Linked DNA regions of Mus musculus: region 1 is linked to region 2. The links are chromatin contacts, found by Hi-C or POLR2A ChIA-PET in ENCODE. All regions are on one chromosome and are shown on one strand. The core of a region is the stretch at or near the end of the contact, and the rest is flanking DNA. Distances in the headings are between cores, read along the strand shown.

What was found. Hi-C counts contacts between places; a loop is a spot of excess contacts on that map. ChIA-PET counts read pairs that join two places held with the same protein, here RNA polymerase II (POLR2A).
Region 1: a loop to region 2 is called in a map of T-helper 17 cell, with 1.9 times the contacts of the local background. The contact joins two enhancer-like sites. A Hi-C loop is called at or near these places in 3 of 37 maps with a recorded cell type or tissue (T-helper 17 cell and left cerebral cortex). POLR2A ChIA-PET finds 5 or more read pairs at or near these places in 4 of 5 experiments (Patski and embryonic stem cell).

The regions. Positions count from the first base shown.
Region 1 is chr2:32,172,227-32,176,831 of GRCm38, reverse strand. All of the region lies in intron 1 of Prrc2b (proline-rich coiled-coil 2B), which reads right to left. Among named protein-coding and RNA genes, the nearest start is that of Prrc2b, 23 kb to the right of the region's middle. Within about 2 kb of position 2,236, at least 2 of the 3 ENCODE cell types and tissues checked have a DNase peak (open chromatin) inside an H3K27ac peak, as active enhancers do.
Region 2 is chr2:32,135,245-32,140,288 of GRCm38, reverse strand. No RefSeq gene overlaps it. Among named protein-coding and RNA genes, the nearest start is that of Prrc2b, 13 kb to the left of the region's middle. Within about 2 kb of position 2,333, at least 1 of the 3 ENCODE cell types and tissues checked has a DNase peak (open chromatin) inside an H3K27ac peak, as active enhancers do.

The sequences.
Region 1 (4,605 bases), core at 987-3,486, 37 kb before region 2:
GGCGGCTGCCCCAGACTGTCTACAGCCACCGTTGACAAGTTTCTGCAATTGTGTGCCGGTTTGCATTCGGTGGACTTTTCAGAGGGTACATAAATGTTGGTTCATTGCTGTTGGTCACAGTTTATTAAGTAGTACTGCACAAAGAAGAAACTTTCCCCCCAAGGAACTCAGCAGGAAGGAGTCTAATGATAATGCCTCCCCTTTTCTTTTTTTTTTTGAGACAGGGTTTCTCTGTGTAGTCCTGGCTGTCCTGGAACTCACTCTGTAGACCAGGCTGGCCTCGAACTCAGAAATCCGCCTGTCTCTGCCTCCTGGGATTAAAGGTGTGCGCCACCACGCCCAGCTTTTTTTTTTTCTTTTCTTTTTCTTTTTTTTTTTTTTGGTTGCCTCCCCCTTTCAAACCCCTGACCTTACCCAGGGATCCCCTTCCTTTTTCTCTCCTATCGTGCCAGGGGTTGAAAGAGTGAAAGAACGAACCAAAAGTAGCCAAAGTCCAACTACAATGGCCTGTGCATGACTGACTTTTTTTTTTTGTATGTGATTACACTGTTGTTCTTTTCAGACACACCAGAAGAGGGAATTGGATCCTAGTGATCGTGAGCCACCATGTGGTTGCTGGGATTTGAACTCAGGACCTCTGGGAGAGCAGTCAGTGCTCTTAACCACTGAGCCATCTCTCCAGCCTCCACCCACAACTGCTTCTTGAACTGTGTGTTCCCAGTGAATGCAACCACTCACTCCAAAGGCACGAGGTTCCTGTGATGCCCCGAGCATGCAGGGAAGTGCAGGGCCTGGGAATCTTCCCCCCACCCCCCACCCCCCAGACAGGGTTTCTCTGTGTAGCCCTGGCTGTCCTGGAACTCACTCTGTAGACCAGGCTGGCCTTGAACTCAGAAATCCTCCTGCCTCTGCCTCCCAAGTGCTAGGATTAAAGGCGTGCGCCACCACGGCCAAGCAGGCCCGCACCACAGCTACACAGCAGTGCACTGAGTTTGGAACCTGCTGCCCACACCTTTGGTATCCCAGACTTCAGTCACCTCACTGCTGACAGGCTACTACTGGTCAAGAACTCTCAAGCGCAGGGCAACTCTAGCCAAGTACAGCCATGTGACTCTTACTTCTGTGTCAAGCCAGCCATCTCTTCCCAGGCACTGGGGATGTTACAGAAACAACCCCTCAGGGGCTGGGAGGGGCCTGGCCTGGGTTCCATCAACAGTCACAGGTGGAGACCACACAAGTGGAAGGTGGTCTGCCCAGGCACCCTGAAAGGTGGAGACATTTTACGCCTGCTCTTTATAAAGTACATTACAGATCTTGCTTAGAACACTGTATGGGTCTTTCAGTCAGCTATTCCATAGCTGTTAGAATTCCCACATTAACTCTCCCCCAGAGCCTGCCTGTTTGAGGCCTGGCCCAGCCTACACCCACCTGGCTCTTCCGCCTGCCAGCTGCTTCTCACAGCACAGCACAGAAGCCCTGGCTGTCGGTGGGCTTTCAAGCGGCTCCAGATATCTGCCCATCTTCTACCCATCCTCACACACTCCCACCCACCCCCAGCTTGGAGGCGAGGACGGCAGGAAGCAAGCCTGGGCAGGCATTGACTGTCAATCAGGAAGCTGCCGGGCCCTGCTGGGCAGGTCAGGGCCCAGTGCCTTGCAGCCTGACTCACACCTGGGTCTATGGGACAGGACTGGCCCAGACACTCCAGGTCCTGGCTGGGAGCGTGGCCCAACCTGGTGCATAGCCACAGCTGTCTGCTGCCTTCTGTTCTTTTTGTAGGTGACAACCTTTTTATCTCCAAACAAAATCTAACCTGGGACGTTAGTAGCATAGAGAAAACTGGAAGACACTGCAGACGCCATGGCCAGCCTGGGACCCTCTTGCCCTACAGTAGCAGCTAAGGCTCAGATGCACTGTGAAAATCACTGGCTAAAGAGAAAATACTGCTTTTAGGCAGATGAGGAAAAATATCCCTCACAAAGACAGCTCTAGAGAAAGAACTAATAAAGACAAGCTATTTAGAAGTCTAAGTATGCACACGTTGGCTCGTGATCTAAAGACGACAGGGGCCCAGGCTGGGATGAAACAAAAGCCACCCAAGAGATTCCGGCCAACAAAGGCACTGACACCCAGGCCACGCCTCTCCAGACAGGGCCCGCCTGTCCAGCAGGTTCTGGCTGGCTGTCCTCCACAGGGTCTGTCTCCCAGCACACTGTTTTATCAAAAGCCATTTCCGGGTAACAGGATTAATTTCACTCAGCATTTGGGTAGAAGCCAGTGTCAGATGACTGACCAGGCAATCTGGACTGGCCTGACTGGGGGGTGGGGTGGGGGCAGCGACAGCTGCCATGGCATTCCTGAGCACCGGACCCCCGCCCCCAGGCACTCACAGGTCCCTGACTCTTCACAACACCCTTTTAGAAGATACCCCTGTGTCAGCATTCACGTCCAGTTGTTGGGACTGAGATCTTATCCAAGGTCAAAGAGCCCAGGGCCTAGACTCCGGGCTGCAGCTGCTGCTGCGGCACCAGCATGATTGCAGTAGGCAGGAAAGATGAGGATGGATCCTGACAGCCGTCAGCCCAGGCGCTCATGGGCGGTCTGCAGATGTCAGTGCAGGATGACAGAGCCCTAATTCACACCCTGACTTCACAGGCCAGGCTTTCTCAGGGAAAGCCCATTCTCTTCACAGCCTCCCTGATGCTAGTACCATCTCCTGCCTTCTCAGTCTTCGCCCTCAAGACCTGGGGAGTGCATCAACCATACTGATGAAGCACCTCTGCCAGCTCAGAGCACGGTGGTCACTTGGAGAGGCTATACCATCGAGTGCAGCTAGCTAAGGCCACGGCTGGGAGGCACCCAAAGGAAAGGAGGTAGATGTGGAAGGTAGGGCAGGCCATCATCAGACAAGACAGCAGAACTATGACCTGCCCAAAAAGAGAGCAGGTGAGGTAAAAAACCTAGGAACCGGAGGCTGGAGAGATGGCTTAGCAATTAAGAGCACTGACTGCTCTTCCAAAAGTACTGAGTTCAAATCCCAGTAACCACATGATGGCTCACAACCATCCATAACAAGATCTGACTTTCTCTTCTCAAGTGTCTGAAGACAGCTACAGTGTGCTTACATATAATGATTAAATAAATCTAAAAACAAAACAAAACAAAACAAAACCTAGGAACCGGCTACTGGGTGGGCGACAGGGCTCAGCAGGACAATGGTGCTTGCGGCCAGGCCTTATGTGCAGGTGTGAATGAGAGCTGCTCCTCCCCCATGGCTTCAGATATTTAAACATTCAGTCCCAGATTATGGCATCGTTTCATGGAATCTCCAAAACATCAGTTCAAATATTTACATCACGATGCATAACAGGAGTAAAATTAGGTATGAATTAGCAATGAAATAACTTTATGGTTGGGGTCCACAGCATGGGCACTGTAAAGGGCTGCGGCACTGGGAAGGCTGAGAACCTCGGCTCTAGGAGGTGCAGCTTTGCAGAAGTCTCTCAGGTCAGTAGGGTTTTTAGCTTGGCTCACTTGCTCTCTATTCTCCCTGATGAAGATGTGATCTTGGGCTGGAGAGATGGCTCAGCAGTTAAGAGCACTTCCAGAGGTCCTGAGTTCGATTCCCAGCAACCACATGGTGGCTCACACCTATCTATAATGGAATCTGATGCCCTCTTTGGGTATGTCTAAGGACAGCTACAGGGTACACACGTACATAAAATAAGTAAATATTTAAAAAAAAAGAAAAGCCGGACGTGGTGGCGCACGCCTTTAATCCCAGCACTCGGGAGGCAGAGGCAGGCGGATTTCTGAGTTCGAGGCCAGCCTGGTCTACAAAGTGAGCTCCAGGACAGCAAGGGCTATACAGAGAAACCCTGTCTCAAAAAAAAACAAAAAACAAAAAACAAAACAAAACAAAACAAAAAAACCAAAAAACAAAGAGAGAGAAAGAGAGAGAGAGAGAGAGAGAGAGAGAGAGAGAGAGAGAGAGAGACTCTGTCTCCAAACCAAAAAAAAAAAAAGATGTGATCTCACTTCCCAACTTGGTGGCCTACTGTCAGGTCCCTAGCTTGCTCCCCAAAGCCATGTGGTAGACAGAGAGTAGCCACTTTCAAAGGTGTCCTCTGACCACTTCACAACATACGATAGCATGAGTGTCCTCAAACACATTACACACATGCACACACACACATTTTTAAAATGTAACAAAAATTAAACTTTAATTTTCATAAATTTACTTATTAAATCTCACTCAAAAATTAAAGAATAACACAAAACCCAGGCAGAAGATCAGAACAGCCATCATTGTGCCGGCTCTGCCAAAAGGCATCTGCCTTAGGAAGGCCCAGAGCCAGGAGCAGTGATGCCCGTACCCTCAGCCTTCAGAGGTAGAAACAGGAACATCATTCATTCAAGGCCAGCCTGGGTTACATATGTGAACCCTGCCTGAAAAAAGAAATGTTTTCTAACTCCACTGTTTATTTCAGACATTTCAATGCTCACAGGCCAATACATGCTCCAAACACTGGACCACTTGGTGCTGTGGGACACAGACATATGAGCAGCCATCTGGTATTCGGAGAACAGAAAGTCCCAAACATC
Region 2 (5,044 bases), core at 1,084-3,583:
CACACAGAGAAGTGGAAAGAGGAGAAAGGTTTATTCCACATGGCCATTTTGGGAAGAGAACTATCTAGGCTCAGTGACTTGCTCTCCCTAGCTCAGGAACTTGACATGAGGTTCAGGTTTAAATACAGGGCCAGAGCTATGCATAACTAAGCAGTCTAAGCCAACCCTGATCACTGATCCACCGTTACTCCAGTCTTTCCTGCAAGGAGGTCTGACAAGTTGTATGAAGCTTCTCCCTGGGAGACACCCCAGCACCAGGGTTCAGCCAGGGTTTTCCTCTCAGCATTGGATTCCCTGGAAAATTGCAATTTCTTGGCGACCATTGTGTCAATAGTCTGATTTCCACAGGAAGGGTACAAGGTCCCTTTAGAGGATCTTTGTTCCTTCTGGCAGTTACAAAGTTTTACAAACAAAAATTTTTTAAGGAAAGTTTGTAAAGACATCCAGGTGACTAAGCTGATCTCATGACTCTGTCGTAACTTCCCAGTGTAAGGTAGGTTTGAGATGGTCTCAGGTCCAGCTGCCTGGATATAGCAGCCAAAGGCAGGATGGAGTACTTAAATCACTGGTCCACAGTCACAAAGGATGGATGCTACTGGGATACAGGTCTTCCACACCCCAGTGGACACCAAGCTCAGACAATCGCCACAGGGGGAATGACAAACCAGGGGGGCCCAGGTGTGCATCAAGAATAATGAGAGAGTAGGGTTCTCTGAGCCAGGTCCCCATAGGTCAGGGGCCCGTGGAGTTCCATGCAGAGCTGTGAGCAATGGCTTTTCCCAGATGCTCGGCCCTAGCCTCAACTCTCAGGAGAGGTTACAGGTTCTAGTATTTTCAAAGGAGAATTAACTAATGAAATACCAGACAGTTTGGCTAAGTCTCGGGCCAGGCGGCTGCAATGTTTCTGGCCCTTATTGACTTCTTTAGCCTCATTTCTTCCCTGTTTCCTTTTTACCCACAAGGCTTTTCCTCACCTCTGGACCTCTGATGGTGTGAATCCTTCCCATTTCCTGTTAACTCCCTTCGCATGGGTGTGTCCTACCCACCCCTCCGGACTCAGCTTGCTGGTGTTCCCCATGGGTACCTATCTCCAAATTACCACTGTCAGATTTTCTGATTTCCCTCCCTTGGTCCTCACTTAACTGCTTAGGAGACTGGAGATAGCAGTCTGGTGGTGTGCACTGGGGGAGGAGGAGATAGTGTTGTGATGTCCATGTTCATTGCTTATTATGGGTTAGGCATCATTCTGAACATGTTGATACAAACTCACTTGATCTTCACAAGAATCTAGAGACAGCTTCTGTTTATACCTTCATTCTAAAGAAGATATTGTATGAAAGGGTTACATGCCTTGCTTGAAATAGCTAAGAATGTATGTTCAGGGCCTGGCCTCAACCCAGGCAATCTGTCTCCAGGGCTTACACACACATTTGCCAGGCGCCTGCCTCTCTACAGACAATAAAAGGAAAGTCTGCAGAGTGAAGTGCTGCTACCCCGGGGGAGGGTACAAAAGGACCCTCTGGGGTAAAAGAGGGAAACATGATCTTTTTATTTCTGATTATCTGATCTAAAAAAAACAAAACCAAAAAAACCACTTCAGTAATATGCAGCATACAGACTGACCAGGGACCCTTATCTCAGCTGAGGGTCAATCCATGTAAATCCATATTAGTACAATTTCATATTGTTCTGACTTCCTCAAAGAACCAAGCGGGCATCTGTTGCAGTGCTCGCTAAGTGGATTAATGCCCTAAGCGTTTTTGTCCTATTTAAACTAACGCTCATAGAGTGGATGAATTTTCAAAGAATCACATTCTAGAGGGTGTGGTGATGCTCGCTTGTAATCTCAGAACTCAAGGGGAGGAGGCAAAAAGATCAGTTCAAGATCCTCGTACACACAAGGAGTTCAAAGCCAGCCTAGGCTTTACTAGACTCTGTCTCAGAAAACAAAACAAAACAAAAAAAAAAAAAAATATATATATATATATATATATATATATATATATATATATATATATTTCATGCAGTGTACTACAGACGGGTCATCAAACCCAGGAATAGCACAGCCTGCAACGCCTCAGCGTTCCCGCGCATGCGCAGATCCGTGTTATCGCGGGGTAGAGGGTGGGGCCTTATAGCCGCATCCCTTTCCTTTCCCCCTCTTGTTTTTTTTTGGGGGGGAGGGGCAGGGGTTTACTGTCTCGCATTGTGATTGGACGAGCTATGGTCGGGGGTAAGCGATTGGGTGAAGTTTCTGCCTCTCTCCCAGAAATTTGCTCCGATTGGCTGAGATTCCGCGACGCGCTGTGAGGTCATCCGTACTGCGACGTCCGGCAGATTGTGGGGCTGGCAGCGCCCGGTTGTTATTGGCTGCTGTGCGGTCCGGGTCGCCCGGGATCCGGCCGCAGCGGGTTTCCTCGAGTTTGGAACCCAGGCTTGGTAACTTAGTAAGCAGCTAGGAGCAGTCAGTCCCCTGCAGATACAGAACACCGGGCTGTCTGTCTTGTGTTTCAGAGACGGGGTTTCTCACTCAAGTCACGCTCTGTCTGGGCAGCGAGCTGCTGAAGTCATCCTCCTGTCTCCGCCTTTCCAGCTCTGCGGTTTTCCACCACGCATGGTGCTGGAGATTGAAATCACGTCCTCCTGCCTTCATGGCTAGCCGTTTTCCCACCGAACTCTTTCCTTAGCCACCACTAGTCAAAGGCCAGTTGCTGGGCGGCCTTATTAACCGGTCTCTGGTGGCAGGAGAGGAACTTCAGGGGAAGTGTAACCAGCCAAAGGCTTTGCAAAGTTGGTCTGAAGTTCTGAGGCCTGTAGAAAGCGAATCGTACCCAACCACATTTTGTTATTGATCTTGTTTGGTTTTTTGTTTTTCCAAGGCAAAATCCTCTCTATAGTCTTGTTTGTCCTGGTTCTGACTTAAAAAAAACACCAGGTATGAACATGAGGCACATGTATACGTGCAGACAAAATACTCATGCACATCAAATACATATCTAACAAAACCACAAAATAATAATAAAAGTGGAGAGCTATTAGGAAGGCATGTAAGGTCGCCTGTGGCCTCCAGGAGTTCATGCAGAAATGTTATAAATTAGCTGGGCGGTGGTGGCACACGCCTTTAATCCCAGCATTTGGGAGGCAGAGGGAGGATTTCTGAGTTCGAGGCCAGCCTGGTCAACAAAATGAGTTCCAGGACAGCCAGGGATACAGAGAAACCCTGTCTCAAAAACCAAACAAACAAACAAACAAAAAGTTATAAATTTGTCAAAGTGGACCAACTGTCCTCAGAGAAATGAGAATACTTGTACACAAAAGTTTATAACAGCTGTGACCAGAAAGATGTACCCACCCTCATTAGTCCCCAGCTCATGTGTGTTGTTACTGGACCTGCGTGGGGAATGGGCGGGTGTGACTAAGGATCCCAGCAAATACAGTGGAATCCTTGGGGCTGACAACAGTTGCAGAGGTGATTGATGGTTGTGCTCTTGGGACATGAGGAAGGGACCATGAGCTAAGGGACTAACGATAAACTCGACAGCATTTGGATCTCTTAAGAAGCAGACTGAAGGCTGGAAGATGGCTCAACGGGTAAGAGCACTGACTGCTCTTGCAAAGGTCCTGAGTTCAAATCCCAGCAACCACATGGTGGCTCACAACCACCTGTAATGAGATCTGACGCCCTCTTCTGGTGCATCTGAAGCCAGCTACAGTGTACTTAGATATAATAATAAATAAATCTTTAAAAAAAAAGATTGTTTTAAAAAGAAAGGAAGAAAGAAAGAAAGCAAGCAAGCAAGCAAGCCGGGCATGGTGGCGCACACCTTTAATACCAGCACTTGGGAGGCAGAGGCAGGCAGATTTCTGAGTTCAAGGACAGCCTGGTCTACAAAGTGAATTCCAGGACAGCCAGGGCTATACAGAGAAACCCTGTCTTGAAAAACCAAAAAAAAAAAAAGAAGAAGAAGAAGAAAAAGAAGAAGCAGCAGCAGCAGACTGGGTCAGGAGTTAGGGGTGGGGGAGGCTTAGAGGACAGGGTCACAAACGGCCTGAGAAAATTAAAACATGAAGGTATCATTTCTTATAAAAATAATTTTATTTTATGTGCATTGATGTGAGGGTGTCAGATCCCCTGAAACTGGAGGTACAGACAGTTATGAACTTCATGTGGTTGCTGGGAATTGAACCCAGGTCCTTGGAAGAGCAGCCAGTGCTCTTAGCCACTGAGGCATTTTTTTTTTTCCAAGACAGGGGTTTCTCTGTATAGCCCTGGTGATCCTGGAACTCGCTCTGTTGTAGACCAGGCTAGCCTTAAACTCAGAGATCCACCTGCCTCTGCCTCCTGAGTCTGAGTGCTGGGATTAAAGGTGTGCACCACCTTGGCCCAGCCTGTCAAAACAACAGAAAAACAACAAAACTGTAACAAATAAAACAGCAGCAATCTGTGGAGGATCTGAAATTTAGTTCTTCATCAGCAAATATCAAAAGCTGACAGAGCCAGGCTGCCACAAGTCCTCTGTCAGCAGACAGGGCTCCACACAGATGATGCAGATGACACTGGCATGTGCTGCCACCAAAAGTAACATTTGATTGTGAGTCTTACTCTGTAGCCCAGGCTGGTATTGAACCCATAGCAATCTTCTTGCCAGCCTCATGTCTGAGTCAGCATGGCTCCATGGAGAGTTTGAAGCCATCATGGTCTATATGAGACCCCATCTCCAAACAATATATATATATATATATATATATTTGCAACAGAGTAGAGTCAGATGCAGTGGGATAGAGACAGGGGGTTGAGAGTTTGAGGCCAGCCTGGCCTACACAAGGAAATTTCACTAACAAAACCAAAGAATCCAGAAACCAAACCATATACATAGATAGATAGATAGATAGATAGATAGATAGATAGAAAGAAAGAAAGAAAGAAAGAAAGAGGGTTTCTCTGTATAGTCCTGGCTCCCTGACTTACTCTGTAGACCAGGCTGGCCTCAAATCTGCCTCCCAAGCACTGGGATGAAAACCATTCACCACCACTGCTTAGCTA